Linked DNA regions of Homo sapiens: region 1 is linked to region 2. A link is a loop called in an ENCODE intact Hi-C map of the cell type or tissue named here. Cell type or tissue: GM12878. All regions are shown on one strand. Links, peaks and the distances in the headings refer to the core of each region. The heading gives the core; the rest is flanking DNA. Region 1 overlaps BMPR1A (bone morphogenetic protein receptor type 1A). Region 2 overlaps BMPR1A (bone morphogenetic protein receptor type 1A).

Region 1 (11,293 bases), core at 1,201-9,200, 87 kb before region 2:
TAACTAACTTGTCTAAGGGAGCTGGGATTTGAACCCAGGAACATCGTATTCTGGCAAACGAATTAGGAAGAAAAAAAACCAAAACTGTTTGCAAACACTTTTACGTTTAGGAACATTTTTCAGTTACTCTTACTTGAAATTATCGCTATTTTGTTGCTGGAGTTGAAAACAACTACTTTATTGTATTTACTTGTGAGAGGAGTTAAACTTTGAATTAGAGTGTAACTTAATGCGTCTCATTGTTTTCAGTTGTTGAAATAAAGAATGTGAACCAGAATTATTTAGATTTTTAAATTTGAAGCTAAAATATGGGCAATTCTCTGATCTAGGAATGGGGTGAGTGTATGAAAGGCCGATTGAAATGTAGAATGCGTTTTTAGTAGAACCAGACTCAGTTCTTGTTTAATTTTTCCTCCATTTTCCGTGGAGCCCACTTTAAACTTTTTCTACTTTCTTCACTTCTCCCCACCCTTTACAGAAGAGGTTGAGGCACTTAGCAGGAGCTCCTTCATTAAATTCCTTCTGTTACTGGCTTCTTAACCTTCCGTCAAAGAGGGAGAATTTTTTTTTTTTTTTTTGTCTTTCTTATTAGTTAACACCTTGGGGTTTTTTTCCTTTCCTTCTAATTTTCCTGCTTAGTGGAGCGTGAGTTATTTTCTCTGTCGTATTTGGGTTCTTTAAAGTACAAATGTTCTTAAGATTTTTTCAGTTTACAAAAACCTTTTCTTAAGTCTGCTACTCCTTCAAGCTGTCTTGTTGCTGCTTTTCCTTTTCAAATCTTATTAACATTTTAAAAAGCTTGTTCGTAATAAAAGTAACACATGGTTGTTAATTGCGAACTAGCGCAACATTGAAATTAAAATTTAGTCATTCACAATCCATCTCTAGAGATTGCCAAGTGTAGTCTGCTTTTCCTGCCTTTGCCTGGTTGGTGGCTAGCCACTCATTTCTTAACCCCTTGTTATCTGGATTTCACCTTCACAAGGAACTATAACCTAATCAACACATTTAACTACCTTTTTCTAAGTCCTCTCCTTGAGTTTTCTGTAAGATTTAACATCGACTTCACATTTTCAGATGCCTCTCCTTGGGTTTCATTCATCTATACTCGCTGTATTCTAACACAGGGTCCAAGGCAGTAAGATACAACAGATCCTTCCCTCATGGAGCTTAAAGTCTAGTGGGGAAATACTTATTGAAAAATAAAGTCTCTAGTTAAATATAATTGTGATTTTAATTAAGGTGCAGAATATTATAAGAACTTCAAATGGAGACCTGATCTGGTGCTTGTGGTGGTGGGAGAATCTGGGAAAGATACCTTAAAATTGCTTTGTTGGAACCCAGGCAGATTGTGAAGGATGAGCAAGAGTTAACTATTAACTAGATGAAGAGGGGCCTTTTGTGACATTATACTGACTTTGTTCCTCTCCGCCACTTTTCTGCCTTCTGTTTCTTCTTTCCTCTTTAATATGCGTTCTCCAAGTTTCACTTTTCAGATCACTTTTCTCTATGTCTCTAGTCCCTTAGAATGATTGTTCAGACCTTTCTGTTGGAATAATTCTCAATTCTTTGTTTATGTGTCTTCTGAATCACGTTTTTTTGTTTGTTTGTTTTGTTTTTTCTTTTTTATTCAGTTGCTTTCTACATATCTGTACCTGATTGTTCTGAGCTGCTTTTCCTTAGCAAACTTGCCTCTTTGGTGTTCTTTATTTTTGTTGATGTCATACCAAACCCAAACCTTTTCCCATTTCATCATATCTTGTCTGTAGCCAACATCTGTTGATTCTGCTTTATGATATTGTAACTCTTCTGCTCTCTATTCTTGCTAACTGTGGGGCAATTCTGAATTCATATTGGTGTGAAGGTAGTAGTCAAATCATAAAACGAGTTGGGCAGCTTTCCTTCTTTTTCTCTTTTTCAGGATCATTTTAGACTGGGATTATCTGTTCCTTGAAAGTTTGGAAGACCTCCCCTATGTGACCATTTAGGCCTAGATCTTTTTTCTGGAGAGGACTTTGAGTAACACTTCAATTTCTTTAATAGCTGTTGGTTTGTGTCGATTTTCTGATTCTCATATGAATTTTAATGTTTCACATTTTTTTCAGGAATTTATTTTCAAATCTAGTGTTATTTGGCTTTCACGTAGTTCTCCCCCCACCACCCCGCGACTCCACCCCCACCCCCTAACTCTAAATCAAGTTCTCATCCCACCTGGACTAATGTTATGATTTTCTTGCCTTCACTTTTCTCCTTTATCTAATCTTATGTATTTCTGCCTAAATTAATCTGTAAGCCCAGTTCTTACCACTTCGCCACTCAGAAGTTTCCTAGGTCTTCCATTAAATGAAATATTTTCTGTGGTATTTGCCTCAGATTTACCTGTTTTTTTTTTTTTTTTTTTTTAATACCTTATTGTTTTTTCTTTCTTTCTTTCTTTCTTTCTTTTTTTTTTTTTTTTTTTTTTTGATACAGAGTCTCGCACTGTCGCCTGGGCTGGAGTGCAATGGCGTGAGCTCAGCTCATTGCAACCTCTGCCTCCTGGGTTCAAGGGATTCTCCTGCCTCAGCCTCCCAGGTAGCTGGGACCACGCCTGGCTAATTTTTGTATTTTTAGTAGAGGTGGGGTTTTGCCATGTTGGCCAGGCTGGTCTTAAACTCCTGACCTCAGTTGATCCGCTCGCCTCAGCCTCCCTGTGCTGGGGTTACACAGGTGAGGCACTGTGGCTGGCCTTTATAGCAGTTTTTATACAAATATTAGTTTCACTACTAGTTTGCAGGGTGGGTCTGTAACGGACTTTTCTTGCATATTAAAAGGAATAAATGGGGAAAGGCTCCTGTCTAGCCTAACAGTAGCTGTTGAACTGTCCTGATCTGACTATTGGATCTTAGGAGCAGCGAACCATGGAGAGAAAGGAAAATGGGTTTCCTATCACACTAAATTTTGAAGTAGGAACCATTTCTTTTCCTTTTCTACTTTCCCACCTTTTACTAGTTTTTAGGCTTTAGGATGTCTTTTTAACATCACAAGGTCCATATTGACCAAGTTGGACCAACTTTTTAACACAAGATTAAATGTTGACTTGCATTGAGTTATGTCCATTGTAAGATACACAGTAGTGTTACAGACCACTTAAAATATGCTTCTAGTTGTAAGAAGCCATTGATTGTAAGGTGCACCCCAATTCCGGAGATGCTAAAATATGAAAAATGGATGCATCTTAGAATTGATGAATAGTGTTTCTCTCCCTAATCAAAGCTCTTGGATGTGCCTGGAAATCCCCAGTAGTGTTTTTTGAAAAGAACACTAGTTAGGGGCATAGGGAGATCAGATGATCAGTAGACTCCATCTCAGGGTGGCCCCTGTGGTCCCTAAGCCAGTTCGTATGGGCAGTTTAATATATAACTAATGAGTAGACATTGAATAGATGAGTAAATTATCTTTGAGTATCTTTTATTTACTCTGATGTTGTAGACTTTGTTACTCTTTTATAGTTTTATATTTCTGATGAGCCTTCCTTTCTTATGGCACAGATTTGTTATACTGTTAAAGTCTGGAACAGTGGAGCTTGGCTCTTGATCCAGCTGTATATAATTGGCTGTTGACTTATGAAGGAGGACAGGAGTATGCTAGAGATAGGGATAAAATATTATAATCACATTTGCAGTTAGGGAGATTAGTTACATGTTGGAAAATCATTTTGAAGAAAGGAAGACTGAAGATGTTCAAACTTGTAGGAAGGTCTTTCTGGCCTAGCCCGGATTAAACCCATTTATGCCTAGTGTTCCACTATTGGAACGCTAAGCACGTGGGAGTTATTTATATCCTGCTCAAGGTCATCACCAAGGTCTGATTGCAAAAATTCAAAAAATTGCAGCCTCAGGCATAAATGGGTTAAGATGGTGGCAGATAATTAGGGCCTGGAATGGATAGGAGGCGATAACTAGCGTGGATGAGAGAAGGAATGGGATTGGCAAGAACAACTCCTGGATTTCTAGCTTGGAAAGCAGGGTAGATGTGGGTGACAGATATGAAAAATGAGGTGGGAGAGCTGGTTTGTAGAAGAAAATAGTATTGGATCACATGGAGTTTGAGATATCTGAAACAGCCAAGTAGGGATTTCCACTTGGCAGTTGTCTATATGGGTCTGGGGTTTGACAGAGGTTTGTGCTGGAGGTAGGCATTTGGGAGTCATTGCTGTATAGATTTTATATTCCAACAGTGGGAATTGGGTGGCTCTCTCAAGTGACTCTTGCTTACAAGTGACAGCCCTAACTCAAGTTAGCTTAAAGGAGGGAAAAGCTTCTCCCCACTAACCCCCATGATATTGAAAGGTCTAGAAATAGACATGGCTGGACCTAAGTGCTCAAATGATATAATTAATTGAGGTTGTCTTTTCTGTTCTTCACTTTTGTGGTCTCATTTCAGGCAGGTGCATATATCTGGCAGAGGAAGACATAGGTTATAGGTTATAGAATTACAGGTTATAGGTTATAGACCTCGTATCGAGAACTCCTTGTATGGTCTAGCAAAGAGCCTAAAACAGCATTGAGAATTTTTTTTCTTTCTTTTTGAGACGGAGTCTTGCTATGTTTCCCAGGCTGGAGTGCAGTGGTGCGATCTGGGCTCACTGCAACCTCCGCCTCCTGGGTTCAAGTGATTATCCTGGCTCAGCTTCCCGAGTAGCTGGGTTTAACAGGCGCCCGCCAATACGCCTGGCTCCTTTTTGTATTTTTAGTAGAGACAGGGTTTTGCCTCGTGGGCCAGGCTGGTCTCAACTCCTGACCTCAGGTGATCCTTCCGCCTTGGCCTCCCAAAGTTCTGGGATTACAGGTGTGAGCCACTGCGCCTGGCCAGTCTTGAGAAATTTCAACTTAAGGCCTGGGTAGAGAAGATAGACATTAAATAATTATCTAGTTGTAGTTATGTTAAGATCTACAAAAAGGAAGTCCAGGGAATGTTACAAGACTGATAAGGGAAGCTGGGCTGTTCAGGATGCGGGTACTTTGGAAGGCTTTCCTGAGAAAGGTAGCCCGCAGAGTGAGACCTTAGGCAAGAAAGGACAAGGAGACTGTTTTTGGAAGTATTCAGTAGTATTTATTTATTTATTTGAGACGGAGTCTCACTCTGTCGCCCAGGCTGGAGTGCAGTGGCGTGATCTTGGCTCACTGCAACCTCTACCTCCCGGGTTAAGCGATTCTCATGCCTCAGCCTCCCAAGTAGTTGGGGTCACAAGCGTGAGCCACCACGCCTGGCTAATTTTTGTATTTTTAGTAGAGACGGGGTTTCGCTGTGTTGGTCAGGCTGATCTCGAACTCCTGACCTCGTGATCCGCCCACCTCGGCCTCCCAAAGTGCTGGGATTACAGGCATGAGCCACTGCGCCCGGCCAGAAGTATTCGGTAAAGTGAGCAGTTTTTGCAGCTTTTTAAAAATTTTAAAGGCAATACATCTATTGTGGGTAATTTGGGAAGTATAAAAAGCCATAAAGAAGCAGCGGAATGATTAAGTTTCAGCTTCTAATTTTTTATAAATAATGTCTGATACTGGTTTTACTACTGAGTACCTATTCAATCACGGATGCCACACTAACCCAATCCGAATCTTCGTTTCTTTATCTTAAAAAATAGAAGGAACATGGTGAACTTTAAGATAATTTTTCTGCTTAAAAAAAGAAAAAGAAAGAAAATATCTTGACTTGCAGCACAGTTAGCTGCCGAAATTGAAGGTCATATAATGCTTTTGGTCCTAATGACATCACTGGACTTCTGACTTTTGGCTGAAGAATCACGCCAGCCTTGGCAGTCCTTGCAAGTACCAAAGGGAGTATGGCTTATGCCTGCGGTGCCCTTCCCGTATCCTGCTTTCTTACCTCCTTTTTTGAGCATTAATTTTTTTTTCTTTAGCCTTTGGGTAAAGTATCAAAATGTTGAGAAGATAGACTCTCAATTTTGAAGGTGAGAAATCTGTAGGAGACTTGGATAGTTGTTTTTTTTTTTTTTTTTTTGAGACGGAGTCTCGCTCTGTCGCCCAGGCTGGAGTGCAGTGGCGCATGTTGGCTCACTGCAAGCTCTGCCTCCCGGGTTCACGCCATTCTCCTGCCTCAGCCTCCTGAGTAGCTGGGACCACAGGAGCCCGCCACCACGCCTAGCTAATTTTTTCTATTTTTTAGTAGAGACAGGGTTTCACCGTGTTAGCCAGGATGGTCTCAATCTCCTGACCTCGTGATCCTCCCGCCTCAGCCTCCCAAAGTGCTGGGATTACAGGCGTGAGCCACCACATCTGGCTGACTTGGATAGTTTTGATACTGTTTTATGTATATTAAGATTTGTAGGTAGTTTTCTTACTAGTAATTAAAATGCTTTGTAATGTATTTCAAGAGTATAGGGTCTTGAGTGTTTTAAATTTGTATATAAGAATGTTTTAGATTCCTGGCTAAAAGAAGCTCTTGTTAGAAAATATTAAAGTAAAGGCTGTTAAATTTTGGTGAGGCTCTTAATGTCTGCATTTTTCAAGAATCATTTAAAAATGTCATGAAATAAAAATATTTCAGTGGTAACTGTTCAGAAGTATCTTAAATGTATACCAAATCAATGAAATATAATCGCTGGGTGACAGATTATTCTTCCTTCATTTTATAATCTTTTATTTAATAAAAATGTGGGGGAAAAATTGCATGTTGAAGTTGTACGTGTATATTTTAGCAAAAACTGTTAATCTTTCTGAAGTACTGCTTTGGTCATCATCCCTATTTGTTAAATATTTTTCCCTGTTTTCTTATTTGCTTACAATAGAAAATCCAGAATATCTTGGACTGGTCTCCTGCTCTGGCCAAGTCAGCCTTTTCTGCTTTGCTTCCTTTCCTACTATTTTATCAGCCTAAGTCACGTAAATATCCGATTCAGGTTTGGGTTCAGAATCCTTAGACCTCTACTGTCCACTACAATAGATAGCCACTACCACATGTGGCTGTTGAAGACTTGAACTGTGGCTAGTCTAAGTGTGAATTACGTACCAGATTTTGAAGATAGTACCAAAAGATGTAAAATATCTCATTATGCTTTTAAAATATTGGTTATATAGTGAGATGATACTGTTAGGGATACATTGGATTAAAGAAATATATTAAAACTGATTTTGGCCGGGCATGGTGGCTCATGCCTGTAATCCCAGCACTGTGGGAGGATTGCTTGAGCCCAGCAGCTTGAGACCAGCCTGGGTAACGTGGTGAGACCTTGTCTCAGTTAAAAAAACAAAACTGATTTCACAGGATTCTTTTTACTTTTTAAATGTGGCAACTAGAAAGTTTAAAATTACACGTCATATTGGACAGTACTGCCTTTGACTTTCCTTTCCCTGGTTCTTTGCCCATCAGAATGCTTTAAAATCTAGTATAAATCCTTGGCCAGGTGCTGTGGCTCACGCCTGTAATCCCAGCACTTTGGGAGGCCGAGGCGGGAGGATCACGAGGTCAGGAACTCGAGACCAGCCTGACCAACATGGTGAAACCCCATCTCCACTAAAAATACAAAAATTAGCCGGGTGTGGTGGCACGCCTGTAATCCCAGGTACTCAGGAGGCTAAGACAGGAGAATCACTTGAACCTGGGAGGTGGAGGTTGCAGTGAGCCGAGATTGCACCATTGCACTCCAGCCTGGGCGACAGAGTAAGACTCTGTCTCAAAAAAAAAAAAAAAAAAAAAAGAATATTCCTCTCTCTCCTATGAAGCCCTCCTCAGTGGTCCAAGCCTCATAGTTGGCTCTTTGCTGCATCATTATTTGAAGATAATCTTTTGGTATATTAGATTTCTTTACTACAAACCTTCTCAGAACTTTTAATATGCTAATACACATGGTGAAACTCTAGTATAGTTTCCCTAACTACGTATTACCATAGAACTGTGTGTTTTCTGTTAACAGAAGTTACACATATTTGTGGTTGAAATTTCAAACAATACAGAAATGAAGTAATGAAAGTCTTCTGTAATCATGCTTCACCTGTGCCCCAAGATTGCCACTGTTGAAAGTATAGAGCTAGAAAAAATTTTCTTTTCTGTTGCCTTCTTTCTTTTTTTCTGTCCCCATTTCCTAAAATGGGGTCATACGATACATCCTTATCTTTAAATTTATTTTCACTGAATATATAGGGGGATTCTTTTTATGTCAGTAAATTTCAATTTCCTCATTCTTTTTTTTTTTTTTGAGGGAAGGTCTTGTTCTGTTGCCCAGGCTGCAGTGGTGCTGTGGTGCAAACAGCTCACTGCAGCATCCAACTCCTGGGCTCAAGCAATCCTCCCATCTCAGCCTCCTGAATAGCTGGGACCAGAGGTGCATGCTACCATGCCCAGCTAATTAAAAAATTTTTGTGTGTGTGGAGGTGGGATCTCACCATGATGCCTAGGCTGGTCTCGAACTCCTGGGCTAAAGTGATCCTCCCACCTAGGCCTCCCAAAGTGCTGAGATTACAGGTGTGAGGTGTTGTGCGCAGCCTTAATCATCTCATTCTTTATAGTAGTTAAGCAGTTATTCCATTTTCTGATTATACCTTAATTTTACTTACCAGTTTCGTGTTAATGAATAATTAGATTATTTCCATTTTTTTCTTTTGCATTGCAAATATGCTGTGGTGTTTGTACATATCCTTTGAGACTGTTTTTATTTTATGAAATGAATTCTTAGAAATGCATTTACTATAAGAGAAGCCGTGCAGATTGGATGGAAAGTGCCAAGCCACCCTGCAAAATCTTCGTAACCATTCATATTCCAGCCAACAGTATTTGAATATGTTCTCTCCTCCCAACATAATCATATCAGTCTTTTTTTTTTTTTTTTGAGACGGAGTCTCGCTCTTTCACCCAGGCGGGAGTGCAGTGGCGCTATCTCTGCTCACAGCAAGCTCCGCCTCCTGGGTTCATGCCATTCTCCTGCCTCAGCCTCCCGAGTACAGGCGCCCGCCATCACACCTGGCTAATTTTTTTTTGTATTTTTAGTGGAGACGGGGTTTCACCGTGTTAGCCAGGATGGTTTTTTTTTTTTTTTTGGAGACCGAGTCTTGCTCTGCTGCCAGGCTGGAGTGCAGTGGTGCCATCCTGGCTCACTGCAGCCTCTGCCTCCCGGATTCAAGTGATTCTCCTGACTCAGCCTCCGGAGTAGCTCAGACAACAGGTGCACGTCACCATGTCCAGCTAATTTTTGTATTTTTAGTAGAGACAGGGTTTCACCATGTTGGTCAGGATGGTCTTGATCTCGTGACCTCGTGATCCGCCCGCCTTGGCCTCCCAAAGTGCTGGGATTACAGGCGTGAGGCACCACGCCCGGCCATATCAGTCTGTTTTTATCTTTGCCAGTTTGCCAGCTGAAAAAACATTCATGATATAAGGTTTCTTTGCTGTTGTATGAATATTAAAAAACAAAAAATTTTAAGTTTCATTTGTCTTATACTCTCAACTTGTTATACGCTCCTTTGATTTTTGTGCTAAAATATTTCGTATTGCTAACAGTACACATGCATGCTTTGTACAAAGTAAATGTTCAGATATTTGTATCTGTTCATGGCAAAGGCGTCCAGAATATGCTACTGCAACATAAAAATTATTTGGAAACCTGGTGGCTCATGCTTGTAATCCCAGCACTTTGGGTGGCGGAGGCAGGAGGATCACTTGAGCCTAGGAGCTCTAGACCAGCCTGGGCAATATGTTGAGACTCTGTCTCTACAAAAATTTAAAAATCAATGAGATGTGGTGGTATGCACTTGTAGTCTCAGCAACTCAGGAAGCTGAGGTGGGGGGATCGCTTGAGCCCAGGAGTTCGAGACTGCAGTGAGCCATGATCTTACACTGCACTCCAGCCTGAGTGACAAAGCAAGACCCTGTCTCAAACAAACAAAACATATATTTTAATCTGGAAACATTTGAGAATAGCTTTTTTTTCCTCCTGAACTCCCTTGTCTGCCTAAAACTAGATCCTCCCCCAAAGAACTCAATTGTCATAACTTCCAGTTGTCATAAATCCCTTCCTTGGGAGTTTTGCAAGCAGGGAAGATGGTCTCTTGTCGCTGGAGAGAATTTGGCACCACACCTAAACAGACATTGTTATAAACTATCCTATGTCCAACTGTTGTCCTAAGGGTCCATTTGTCTTTCCTACATGTTACTTGTTTTCCTGCAACAGCCCATTGTTCTTTTCTAGTTCCAGTTCCCCTAGTAAGATGGTACACATGCCCCAAATTCGGACAGCCCCCTTGGGTCACATTTTTCTGTGAATTATTCTACATATGTGAATCAAATCTGTCATTTCTCTTGCAGATGTGTTCTTTGTCAGTTTAATTTATCAGACCTCAATTACTGAACCTAAGAGGGTGTAGGAAGTTTTTCTTCTCTGACAATGGCCAAATTGATATTTTTCTGGCTGTAAGGGCAAGGGATAATAATAAAGTAACGTTTTTCTAAGAATAAATATAAATATCTTAAATATAAAGAGCGTGAGTAAAGTTTCTTTAAAGTACATTAAAAAAACTGTTATCCAAAATGAAACATTTGTTAAAAGAAGTGGATTATGCTATTAAAGATGTGCCCCCCACCCCCATGTGTTTGTTCCTATCGTAGTAATGCTGATTGTTAATGGATGGCATAGTAACTTTAATTGTGTTCACAGGCCTTTGTTCTTAAAATTATGCACTCTTCCCTGTTTTTTCTTAGCATTTTATCAATTTGCATAGAAGAGAAAATGATTTGTAACAGGTTTCTCTGGTCACATCACTGAGGAGAGTCAACAAAAGAAGTCATTCAATTGAGGTTAAATCTTTACACAAAGAAGGCATTAATAGCTTAAAAGAATAAAGAAATCCTGATATGGTTATTGTGACTTTTCCATTTATCTGGTTATGAAATAACTAAAAAGGTTAATTAAATGTTGGCTTATTTCTAGGTTTAGTTATGCATCGGTGTGTTTATTGCTTTCTGTGCCTTATTACACTCTGCTTACTAGGTTTGTGACCTTGAGCCAAAGTTGTTAATTACTCTAAGCCTTCTTTTCTCATATGTGAAACAAGGATAATAATGGTCCTCTCTCTCAGGGCTACTGTGAGGACTAAATGAATGATGAGTGCAGTTCAGTGCTTAACACTGTGCTTGCCACTGTAGTAGCTTAATGAATGTTAGTGAAGATGAGTATTTCTGAGAGAAATAAGCAGGACAGTTCTATCTTAAAATGCAGGTTTGAATGGCTTCACATACAGGGTCCTTGAAAATTAAATCTGATCTTGTTGCTTTCTAAAAGTATGCATTATTTTAGCTTCCA
Region 2 (11,293 bases), core at 1,689-9,688:
GAATGGGGACCTGTGAAAAATTCATTCAGTAGAATTCGATGGTTCCATATTAACAGATAGGCATTATTATGGTACTGTCCATTAGAGAAATATTGTACAGTAAGGCAGTAAGTTAATTATATAAAACTGGCTTTTAAAATGCATTTATTAAAATTCTTATCAACTGTTAACTGATGACTGATTTAGAACTTTGCAATATTTAGAAACAGTCTAATACTCTCTGTTGAAAATAATCACTAATTGTTTTATAATTATAATTATACATGTGTAAAACTGGAAGACATTACATTATTGAGGAAGGAAGGCATTTGTGTTTTGTTTGTTTTTTAAGTCAGGCTTTGTGTTGAACTATTATTTTTTATTTATTTATTTATTTAGATGGAGTTTCACTCTTGTTGCCCAGGCTGGAGTGCAATGGCACAATCTTGGCTCACTGCAACTTCTGTCTCCTGGGTTCAAGTGGTTCTCCTGCCTCAGCCTCCCGAGAGGCTGGGATTACAGGCACCCGCCACCACGCTCAGCTAATTTTGTATTTTTAGTAGAGATGAGGTTTCGCCATGTTGGCCAGGCTGGTCTTGAACACCTGACCTCAGGTGATCTGCCCACCTCAGCCTCCCAAAGTGAGCCACTGTGCCCAGTGCAGCATACTCTGTTTACAAGCACAAGCAGTGTAGCCAGAGGACTTCAGTTTGAATCTTGACTTTACCACTTAGTTTGTGTTCCCTTGAAAGAAGAGCCTGAGAAAAAGACTTACTGGCTGATAGGTTATTTGGGAGATGAACCAAAAAGCAGAAGTGAGAGAATGGGAAAAGTGAGACAGAGAAGGGAGTGAAGTTTCATTAAGTGGGTGATCCAGTTCCCCCTGCGGGCAGCTGGGCTTCAGCCCTGTGGGTGTCTTCTGAATGTACCTCACTGTTGTCCCACCAAAGGACAGGGAGCCTGAGACATGCATGCACCAACTTTCACCTGTTGTTAATTGAAGGTTGCTCCGTGAGCTTTAACTCCGGCAGGTCTGTGCTTGTGCCTCCATGCTGTTGAGCAGTCTCCCTTAGGTTTGCAAAGTCTCCGAGGAACAAAACAGAGCAGTGCCTCCACTCCCACTTGAGTCAGGTGCTGTGCATGCCACATAGACCTGCCCACCAGAGCCACAGTGCGGAGAGGGGTGAGCTGCAGAGCACCACGAAGGTCTGCTGTGGTCTGCCCCTTTTACCAGTGAGACTCCCTCATGCCCCATTAGATCTACTCTGTCACTGACCCTGCAGATTGGTGGCTGATTATGATCACTAAAAGAAATATCTAACAGGTGCAGTGGCTCACGCCTGTAATCCCAGCACTTTGGGAGGCTGAGGCGAGTGGATCATGAGGTCAGGAGATCGAGACCATCCTGGCTAACATGGTGAAACCCCGTCTCTACTAAAAATACAAAAAATTAGCCGGGTGTGATGGCGGGCGCCTGTAGTCCCAGCTACTCGGGAGGCTGAGGCAGGAGAATGGCGTGGACTCGGGAGGTGGAGCTTGCAGTGAGCCAAGATCGTGCCACTGCACTCCAGCCTGGGTGACAGAGCGAGACTCCGTCTCAAAAAAAAAAAAATTATATATATATAGATATATGTATATATCTCTGAAACAAGAGGGTTAAAATCCCTACCACTGCAGCTGGTCCTGAGCTCTTATTTCCATCCTTGACATTCATATGAGAATGCTCTAAGAGCCCTCAGTTGTGCTGGCAGTAGGGTGTTCTCTGGGTAGGGAAGGCAAGCCCGCATCTGGAGTGTTGGTTCTGCACCCTCCTTGTTAGCTGGCATTTGGCAGTGGCAGTAGTTAGGTCACCCTTCATAAGAAGGAGCCCATGCTGTTGGGCCTATGTAGAGCCTTCCTCTCTGTCACTCCACAGGCTCCATTGACGGGCCTGGTACTCCAGCCTTGGGAAGAAGCTGGCTGACAGCACTGACAAGCCATCCTGTCTGTCCTTGGGGTGTAGTTGAATGCCTCTTCTGTGGGAGGTGCCTTGTGTTGGGCATTCACATAAGATAAAGATTGGCACTTTGTGTTCCCTGCCTTAGGGCCGTCAGCGTGCCTCTTCTCCAGGCTTCTGGTCTCTTATTTCCTTTTTGGACCCTTTTAATACAAAAATTAGCCGGGCATGGTGGTACATGCCTGTAATCCTAGCTACTCGGGAGGCTGAGGCAGGAGAATGGCATGAACCCTGGAGGTGGAGGTTGCAGTGAGCCAAGATTGCGCCACTGCACTTCAGCCTGGGCGACGAAGCAAGACTCTGTCCCCCGCCGCCCACACACACACAAAAAAAATTAACCACACACCCACTTGCTTCTGTAGAGAAACCTAGAACTCCTGGTCTCAGAAATGTCATCCAGGTCTCGCTTTCAGGCTTTTTGATTATTCTGCAACTCCAGAAAAAGAGGCTGTTTAGTCCCACTCTCTTCCATTCAGACTGTCTCCTCTTAAGTTTTAAAGATACTATTATTTTTTCTTAATTTAAGCTTAGCGGATTTACTTCTGGTTTTGATCCCTCTCCAGTTTGGGTGCTTTAATTTTATTTATTTATTTATTTAGAGGTGGAGTCTCGCTCTGCTCTCTGCTAATTTTTGTATTTTTAGTAGAGATGGGGTTTCACAATGTTGGCCAGGCTGGTCTTGAATTCCTGACCTCAAGTGATCTACCCACCTTGTCCTCCCAAAGTGCTGGGATTACAGACGTGAGCCCCTGCGCCTGGCCCATTTGGGGTACTTTTAGATGCAGACGGTGGTTTGGGAACTTGCAGCTCCATATGGTATAGTGGGGAGAGCATGCCACAAGGTTTTCAGGTAATATGAGGTTTTCTCCTCATATTCTCTTACTACACTTCAATTCCTAACTTTATCTTCCAGCCTAATAATTTCTCTCTTGCACTACTGTCTTATGGTTTCAACTGTGAAAGGTAATTTCCAGTCTCGGTGTCACAGATACTCCAGTTTAACCTCTGATTATATCTTATGTATTCTTTCTTCCTTCCTTTTGTTTCTCCCTTCCCTGCTCTGTCTTTTATAGGGCAGGGGTTAGGGAACGTCTCATTGCCCCTTTTGTTTTTCTTTTTCCTCATTGCCTCTTTTTAAAATGATCTTTTTTTTATTTTTAAAAGATTATATATTGGCCAGGCACGGTGGCTCATGCCTGTAATGCCAACACTCTGGGAGGCCAAGGTGGGAGGATTGCTTGAGGCCAGGAGTTCGAGACCCCATCTCTATTTAAAAATACACACACACGTGTGTATGTGTGTGTATAAAGATTATGTAAGCAGCCTATTAATAAGTTCCTATATAAAATTTTAAACACTATGCACCAAAGCCTTTTAGTCCCTCTTCCCCACCCTTCACCCCATTGCCCTCCTCACCACCCTCCTTGCCCTCCATCCCACTGCCATCTTGGGGACCTCTGTTTCTTAGGTTATTGGTCTGTTTGTGTATTCCATTCCCTGTTGAGTTAATTTTTGTATTAATATCTTTATAGAAAATGATACTTTTTTTTTTTTTTGAGATAGAGTCTCCATCTGTCGCCCAAGTTGGAGTACAGTGGTGCCATCTTGGCTCACTGCACCCTTCGCCCCCCGGGTTCAAGCAATTCTCCTGCCTCAGCCTCCCAAGTAGCTGGGACTACAGGCGCCTGCCACCACACCTGGCTAAAGTTTTGTAGTTTTAGTAGAGATGGGGCTTCATCATGTTGGTCAGGCTGGTCTTGAACTCCCGACCTCAAGGCCGAACTGCCTTGGCCTCCCAAAGTGCTGGGATTACAGGCGTGAGCCACCACGCCTGGTCCATACAGTTATTCTTGATTTTCAGATTTATTCTTATAAAATTATGCCTAATGAGAATATCCCTCTCATAAAGTTAGTGTGAAGATTAAGGAATTTAACATATGAAGTATGTAGAACAGTGCCTGGCCTATAGAGCTCTAAGTGTTAACTATTATTTAATATTATTATGCTTGAATATTTATAATTATTTTTGGTAGGCCTCCTTGTACTTCGTATTATTTATTTGTTCTTTATTTTTGTGCTTAGACTTCCTAGGGATATTGAACTTTCTAGATAATTTCATGGGTCTTTTCAAAGAGCCAGCATTTTGGTTTTATAAATTAACTCCACTTTTTTGTTATATATTTAATAATTTTTGCTTTTAACATACTACCTTTTCTTCCTGCCTTTGGTACCCATTCTTCCATCTCGGTTACACATAATATTCTTCTATTTTTAAACATTTTTCTGTTGTTTCTGAGGATTTAGGAGCAGTAGGAACACATTTGTTTATTCTCCCAGCCTTAGTTAGAGCTGCTTGTATATTTTCAAAAGCTTCTTGCACCTCTGTCTCCTGATGGTCTGTAATTTTTCCAGCAACCCAGGATTTAAATCTGGGAACCACCTATGACAACTGCATCTCTGCTTTCTATCAGATCTAGAAGTTGCTAAATTTTATCAGCCCCCCCTCTATAATAGTTTTCTTCCACTTCCCTATTCTCATTGCCTCTTGGTTGGGATGGTTACTTCTTGTGTGAACTACTGTAATTACCCTTTGGCTTATCTACCTCACCCTGTCCCTTTCATCCCATGTAATGCTTCAAGAGTGATTTTTCTAAACCATGGTGCACTCACTTCTTTGCTCTGAAACCTCCAGTGATTTCTCCTTGTCTGCTGAGTAAAGTTCAGGCTACTTTACACTAGCATTTGAGAATCTTATGAATTAATTCCTGCCTACACTTAATCATTCTTTATTCCTTTGTTCTTTAGGAAAAATCGTAATTGGTAAGATAAACCAAATATAAAACTATATAGTAATGCTGTTTTTCAGTCTTACTGATCTCACTCTATTCCTTATCTTTACCATGCTTTTCTGACTTTGTGCTTTTGCCTCTGGATTTCCCAGTCTGGAATGCCTCTCTCACATCCTAGTATGTTGAAATCTGTCCATTATTCAAGTGTGAGCTTAGATGCCAACACTTTGATGAAGGCTTATCTGATCCCATTGCCTAGAATTAATCTTCTCTTCCCATGTCTTTGGATTTGAACTGCAGCTTCTGTGCTCTGTTACTAGTCATTCCATTTTCGATAGTCTACCAGTAACTTCTGTGCCTTAGATCCACATTTACACTGGCTTGTCAGGATTGGTCAGTGAATCAAATAGGTAGTAAGTATAAGCTTCTAGAACTACACTCTCCGATATGGTTGTCATTAGCCACTTGTATTTTGACTACTGAGTAGCCACATATGGTTAGTGGCTACTTTATTGAGTAACATAGAGACTTTCATGATTGCAGAAAGTTATTTTGAGCAGTATCTAGAACAATGCCTGGCAAATAATAGACACCAGGGAATGTTGTTCCTAGGTATCACATCCTCATAGTAGACACTCAGTAAATATTAGTTTAACTTTCCTTTCCTCATCTGAATTTTATTAGCGTTTACCTGTGCCATTTAAAAAGTAACAGTTTATGGCAGCTAACACAGTGTATGAACAATAAATATATTTTGGGTGAGTAAGTAAATACTACGAAGCATCCAGAAAGCATCTTGCTCTCTTTTGGGGTGGGGAGAGTAGGGGAGTGGAAGTTAAAAAAAATTCACTACTCAGGCCGGGTGCAGTGGCTCATGCCTGTAATCCCAGCACTTTGGAAGGCCGAGGTGGGTGGATCACTTGAGGTCAGGAGTTTGAGACCAGCCTGGCCAATATGGTGAAACCCCATCTCTACTAAAAATACAAAAATTAGCCAGGCATGGTGGTGCATGCCAGTAATTCCAGCTCCTTGGGAGGCTGAGGCAGGAGAATGGCTTGAACCTGGGAAGCGGAGGTTGCAGTGAGCTGAGATAGCGCCACCGCACTCCAGCCTGGGTGACAGAGCGGACTCCATTTCAAAAAAAAAAAAACAGTTCATTGCTCAATAAGTGAATATTTCCAGGATGCTTAAATTAAACAGGGTAGACTAAGCAGCTAAATAAAGGTGGTCTTATCTACTGCTTTTCAAATTTAGTGTACGCGCATGTCACCTGGGGGTCTTGTTAGAAGATTCTAATTCAGCACGGTCTGGGATTCTGCATTTCTAGCCAGCTTGCAAGCTAGCCAGCTCTGCCCAGTGAGGGTGTAATTCACTAGATTGGCTACTTAAACCCATTTTAACATTTCCTAGTCTTTAGAACTAGTCCTTTAATTTAGCTCAAAGTTTTGTTGTTGTTGTTGTTGTTTTGAGACAGGGTCTTGCTCTGTTGCCCAGGCTGGAGTGCAGTGGCATGATCATGACTCACCACAGCCTTGAACTCCTGGGCTCAAGTGATCCTCCTGCCTCAGCCTCCTAAAGTGCTGAGATGGATTACAGGCATGAGCCACCACACCTGGCCTAAAGTTCTCCTTTTTGAGGTGATAATTTTTAAAGACAGCCCTTATATGTTCAGGAAATATAAGCCTGTTTTTACATAAAGTAGGTGCATTGTTCAGTACCAATATGAGAAAGAATTATGAATACAGCTTTATATTATTAGATTTCTTATGTCATAATATAAAAAACCGGTAAACTTAGCGCTGAACTATTCATGATAGTTGAAAGTTTTAAGCTAATTCAAAATATGAAATAAACCAGAAATATTTTGGAAAGAAGAGGTTTTAAGTATATTCAGGTCCTCCATTTTATGATGTGAGTCTAAATTTCTGTTCTCTGATGTCTAGAAATCACAAAAGGATGGTGATTTTGGGAACGAAGTTCTTGAGCTAGCACTGTCAGTAGTAACTGGCCGTTACTGTAAGATCTAGAGATATATTTTTAGATGCCATTATACTTACAAAGAACTGTTAGAGTGCATTTTATGGTTTTATGGTTGGTTTAATTCCCCAAATATATTGCCCTTAGCAAGTTATTACTATTTTTTATTTCTTAAATTTATTTATTGAACATTTTTATTCCTTTGTTTAGAAATGTGCTAGACAGTGGCAATTACATTGCTGCAAGATAAGTAAAAAAATCAGCTGACTAAGCTTTATAAGAGGAGGAATCATGTCTCTTTTATTTACCGTTGGATAGTCACTACATGGCACATAACCAAGTCATCATTAAGTCATTTTTGAGTGAACATTGCTCAAGATCTGCAAAGCAGCTGTGATGTGTGCGGGGTGTACTGGAAGTTGAACGGGACTCCTCAAGCAGCCTAATGAGTTGGGATTGAGGATTGCATACACAAGGGAACTCGCAGATCAAGTCCTGAAGAGAACATTGTAGTTACTCTGGCAAAGAACAACGAAGACACAAAAGCTGTGCAGAGTAATGGAAGCCTGGAAGGAGTGCCTGTGAAGGGAGAGCGGCTGCACTGACTTTGGTAGAGTTGGAGCATCGTAAGGGTATGGAGGAGAGGGGAGGAGAGTAGTAGAGGTCTCAGCAGTTGTCAGATGACAAAAAGTCTTGCGTTACTAATTTTATCGTATGAAATGAGGATATTTTTTAGGTTTTTAAGCAGAGAGAATGGCAAGGTCATTTGGTTTTAGAAGTTAGTCCGAGCTAGGCATGGTGACAGATGCCTGTACTGGACAAGCTGAGGCAGGAGGATGGCTTGAGCCCAGGAGCTGGAAGCTGCAGTGAGCAGTGATCACATCACTGCAGTCCAGCCTGGGCAACAGAGCAAGACCTTGCCTTTAAAAAAGAAAAGTCTGAAATACCCCTCACAACTGTTAAAAAAAAAAAAAAGTTCTTTCAAGCACACGTGGAGTGTTTTATGAAAGTGACCATTTACTAGGCTATACAGCAAGTTCTTATACATTTCAAATAAAATCAACCATGTTTTCTGGCGAGAAAGCATGTAGGAAGTGAATAACAAACTGTACACATTGGGAAATTTAAAAACACACTTCTGTAAATCCCACAGATTAAATATAAAATAATCAATTTAGTGAACACCTAGAACAAAACAATAGAGAAAATAACAGCCTGAGCAAAATAGTGAGACCCTGCGTCTACAAAAAAAAATAAAAATTAGCCCGGCACAGTGGTGTCCCCCTGTAGCCCCTACTCAGAAAGCTGAGATGGGAGGATTACTTGAGCCTGCAAAGTTGAGTCTGCAGTGAGCCATGATAACACCATTACACTCTAGCCTGGACTACAGAGCGCAAGACCTTATTTCAAAGAAAAAGAAACTTAGGACATATTAAAACGTGTGTGAAACCCTGAAGCCTTAAATATTCATATTTGAAAAGAAGATTTTAATACTAATAAGCTAATCTAAGTTAGGGAAAGAGCATGGCAGTAAATTCAAGTGAAGTAAAATAGAGAATACAGATAAAAGCTAACAATTCTAGAGTTCTTACTCTATTCCAAGCACCGTTCCATGTTCTTTACAAAGGTTATCTCATTTAATCTTCACAAAGCCATATGAGGAGGGTATTGTTATTATGTGCACTTTACACAAGAGGAAACTTAGGCACAGAGAGAAACTTATCCAAGCCTCTAGCTAATAAATGTGATAGAATTGGGGCTTGAAATGATGAATTTTTTAAAAAAAGATACATTGAAGAGGATTAACAGAGCTGAAAGTTGTTTTTTATGAAAGGCTAATAAACTATTTGAAAGATTGATCAAGAAAAAATATAAAGTACAAATAATACTGAGGATATAAAAGGAAGATACAGAAGAAAGTCTTAAAAATAAAATATCTTGAATCACTTTATACCAATAAATTTTACAATTTAAACGTCAATTTTCTAGAAAATTATAACAATGAAAATTGACACAGAGTAAATAGAAAACCTGGATATTTCTGTAACTGTTAGAGAAATTGGATTTGTAATTAAAAGAACCACCCACTTTCATATATTCAGAGATAAGCCTTTGGCCCAGATGATCTTTTTTTCTAAGAAAAAAAAAAACAGGCCTCTTCAGAGACTTCATTTATTATATGAAGAATTAGTGAAAACTTTGTCCCACCATTTTAGGCTATTTTTACATTAGAAAAAATACTGCACATTTATGAAAATTTACTAGGGGCAAATTTCAACTTATCTGTAAAATAGTAATGCCAACTGTGGAGATGGCACTGTAAACCAAAAGGCACAATGACTAAAGAAACTACTGAAAATTTAACAATTATCTCTTCATTATCCTTCCTTATTGGGGAACCTGCCCCGATAGTCATGTAGGTTCTTTTCTATTTTCCGTAAGTGTTGGCTGGTTAGAGAAATAAAGGGACAGAGTACAAAAGAGAGAAATTTTAAAGCTGGGCGTCCGGGGGAGACATCACATGTCGGTAGATTCCGTGATGCCCCACAAGCCGTGAAACCAGCAATTTTTTATTAGTGATTTTCAAAAGGGGAGGGAGTGTGCAAATAGGTGTGGGTCACAGAGATCACGTGCTTCACAAGGTAATAGAATATCACAAGGCAAATGGAGGCAGGGCGAGATCACAGGACCACAGGACGGGGCGAAATTAAAATTGCTAATGAAGTTTCGGGCACCATTGTCATTGATAACATCTTATCAGGAGACAGGGTTTGAGAGCAACCAGTCTGACCAAAATTTATTAGGCGGGAATTTCCTTGTCCTAATAAGCCTGGGAGCGCTATGGGAGACTAGGGCTTATTTCATCCCTACAGTCTCGACCATAGAAGACGGCCACACCCAAGGGGACCATTTCAGAGGCCCACCCTCAGGGGCACATTCTCTTTCCCAGGGATGTTCCTTGCTGAGAAAAAGAATTCAGCAATATTTCTCCTATTTGCTTTTGAAAGAAGAGCAATATGGCTCTGTTCCGCCCGGCTCACCGGCGGTCAGAGTTTAAGGTTCTCTCTCTTATTCCCTGAACATTGCTGTTACCCTGTTCTTTTTTCAAGGTGCCCAGATTTCATATTGTTCAAACACACGTGCTCTACAATTTGTGCAGTTAACGCAATTATTACAGGGTCCTGAGGTGACATACATCCTCCTCAGCTGACAGGATTAAGAGATTAAAGTAAAGACAAGCATAGGAAATCACAAGGGTATTGATTGAGGAAGTGATAAGTGTCCATGAAATCTTCACAATTTGTGTTTAGAGACTGCAGTAAAGACAGGCATAAGAAATTACAAAAGTATTAATTTGGGGAACTAATAAATGTCCATGAAATCTTCACAATCCATGTTCTTCTGCCATGGCTTTAGCCAGTCCCTCCGTTTGGGGTCCCTGACTTCCCGCAACACTTCCTGCTCCAAGATTTGCTATGATGAGTTTTCCAAATGTTAACGACCTGGAAAAGCTCATTGTCTTTAAGACGTATCCCTTCTGAGTCTTGTGATTTGGTGGTTTCTTCATCCAAAACGTATCATCCTCTATAAAACTCCCTGATCCTCAGATTTAACTTTTCAGTTTCTTTTTCCAAGTTCTCATCAGTGGTTTAATGGCTGTATCTGAGCACCTAAAAGGTAAAGACTCTTCCAAGCTGTTGAGACTCCCTCCAGGCAGGGGAATGACTATCTGGGTCTGAGATTATGTCATTAAGTTCTTTTTTTTTCTTTTTCTTTTTTTTTTTTTTTCTTTTTGAGACAGAGTCTCCCTCTGTTGCCCAGGCTGGGATGCAGTGGTGCAACCTCCACTCCCTGCAACCTCAGCTGCTTGGGTTCAAGCAGTTCTCCTCAGCCTCCCAAGTAGCTGGGATTACAGGCACCTGCCTCCACGCCCAGCTAATTATTGTATTTTTAGTAGAGACAGGGTTTCACATCAGGTCTCGAACTCCTGACATCAGGTGATCAACCTGCTGGGATTACAGGCGTGAGCCACCACACCCTGCGTCGCTAAGTTTTTTAACCAGAGAGGCTTCAGGTTTCAGACACACAGAAGCATAATTCTGGCCATACAAAAACCTCAGTTTCTTCTGTCTTCCACCCAATCAAAGTCTCCTTCAAAACTTTAAGTAAGTTTCTATTTGCCACTTCAGGACACACCTGCACTGAACTAGACACTGACTTAGAAACTTGGTTTGATTTGGCAAATTTTCTGTTAAAATGCTCCATACTTTTCTTATGCCTATTAGAGTTATTTCTGACCTACTGTATTTACTTTCAGAATTTTCTGAAGCTATAATCTTTCAGGAAATAGTACTATTTTTTGAAATAGTATTTCTATTTTTTGAAAATAGTATTTCTATTTTTTGAAATAGTACTTTTCAAAAAAGTACTATTTGAAGAACTCTTGAGTATTTACTTTCTGTAAAGGAAGTTCACATGTGGCAGCTTTCTCCTGAGTATCTAATTTGCAATTGCCTAACTGCTCAGTGACATCCACTACTGTCTGTTCTTT

Evidence for each region. A loop is a pair of places that touch in the nucleus more often than their neighbours do. Peaks named below come from ENCODE experiments on the same cell type or tissue, not always from the same donor. Only the 100,000 strongest peaks of a DNase experiment are listed, where the experiment ranks them.
Region 1: a loop joins it to region 2, with 2.9 times the contacts of the local background. A loop is called at or near these places in 4 of 110 quality-filtered maps.

Annotation. Positions count from the first base shown.
Region 1 is chr10:86,757,807-86,769,099 of GRCh38, forward strand. The region is part of intron 1 of BMPR1A (bone morphogenetic protein receptor type 1A); the gene reads left to right. Among named protein-coding and RNA genes, the nearest start is that of BMPR1A, 6.8 kb to the left of the region's middle. In GM12878, for the core only: no CTCF peak of the experiment used is centred there; no DNase peak of the experiment used is centred there; H3K4me3 peaks cover 1,356 bases; H3K27ac peaks cover 723 bases.
Region 2 is chr10:86,844,419-86,855,711 of GRCh38, forward strand. The region is part of intron 2 of BMPR1A (bone morphogenetic protein receptor type 1A); the gene reads left to right. It also overlaps the pseudogene RPAP2P1. Among named protein-coding and RNA genes, the nearest start is that of BMPR1A, 93 kb to the left of the region's middle. RefSeq lists a silencer at 5,102-5,151. In GM12878, for the core only: no CTCF peak of the experiment used is centred there; a DNase peak (open chromatin) is centred at 5,213.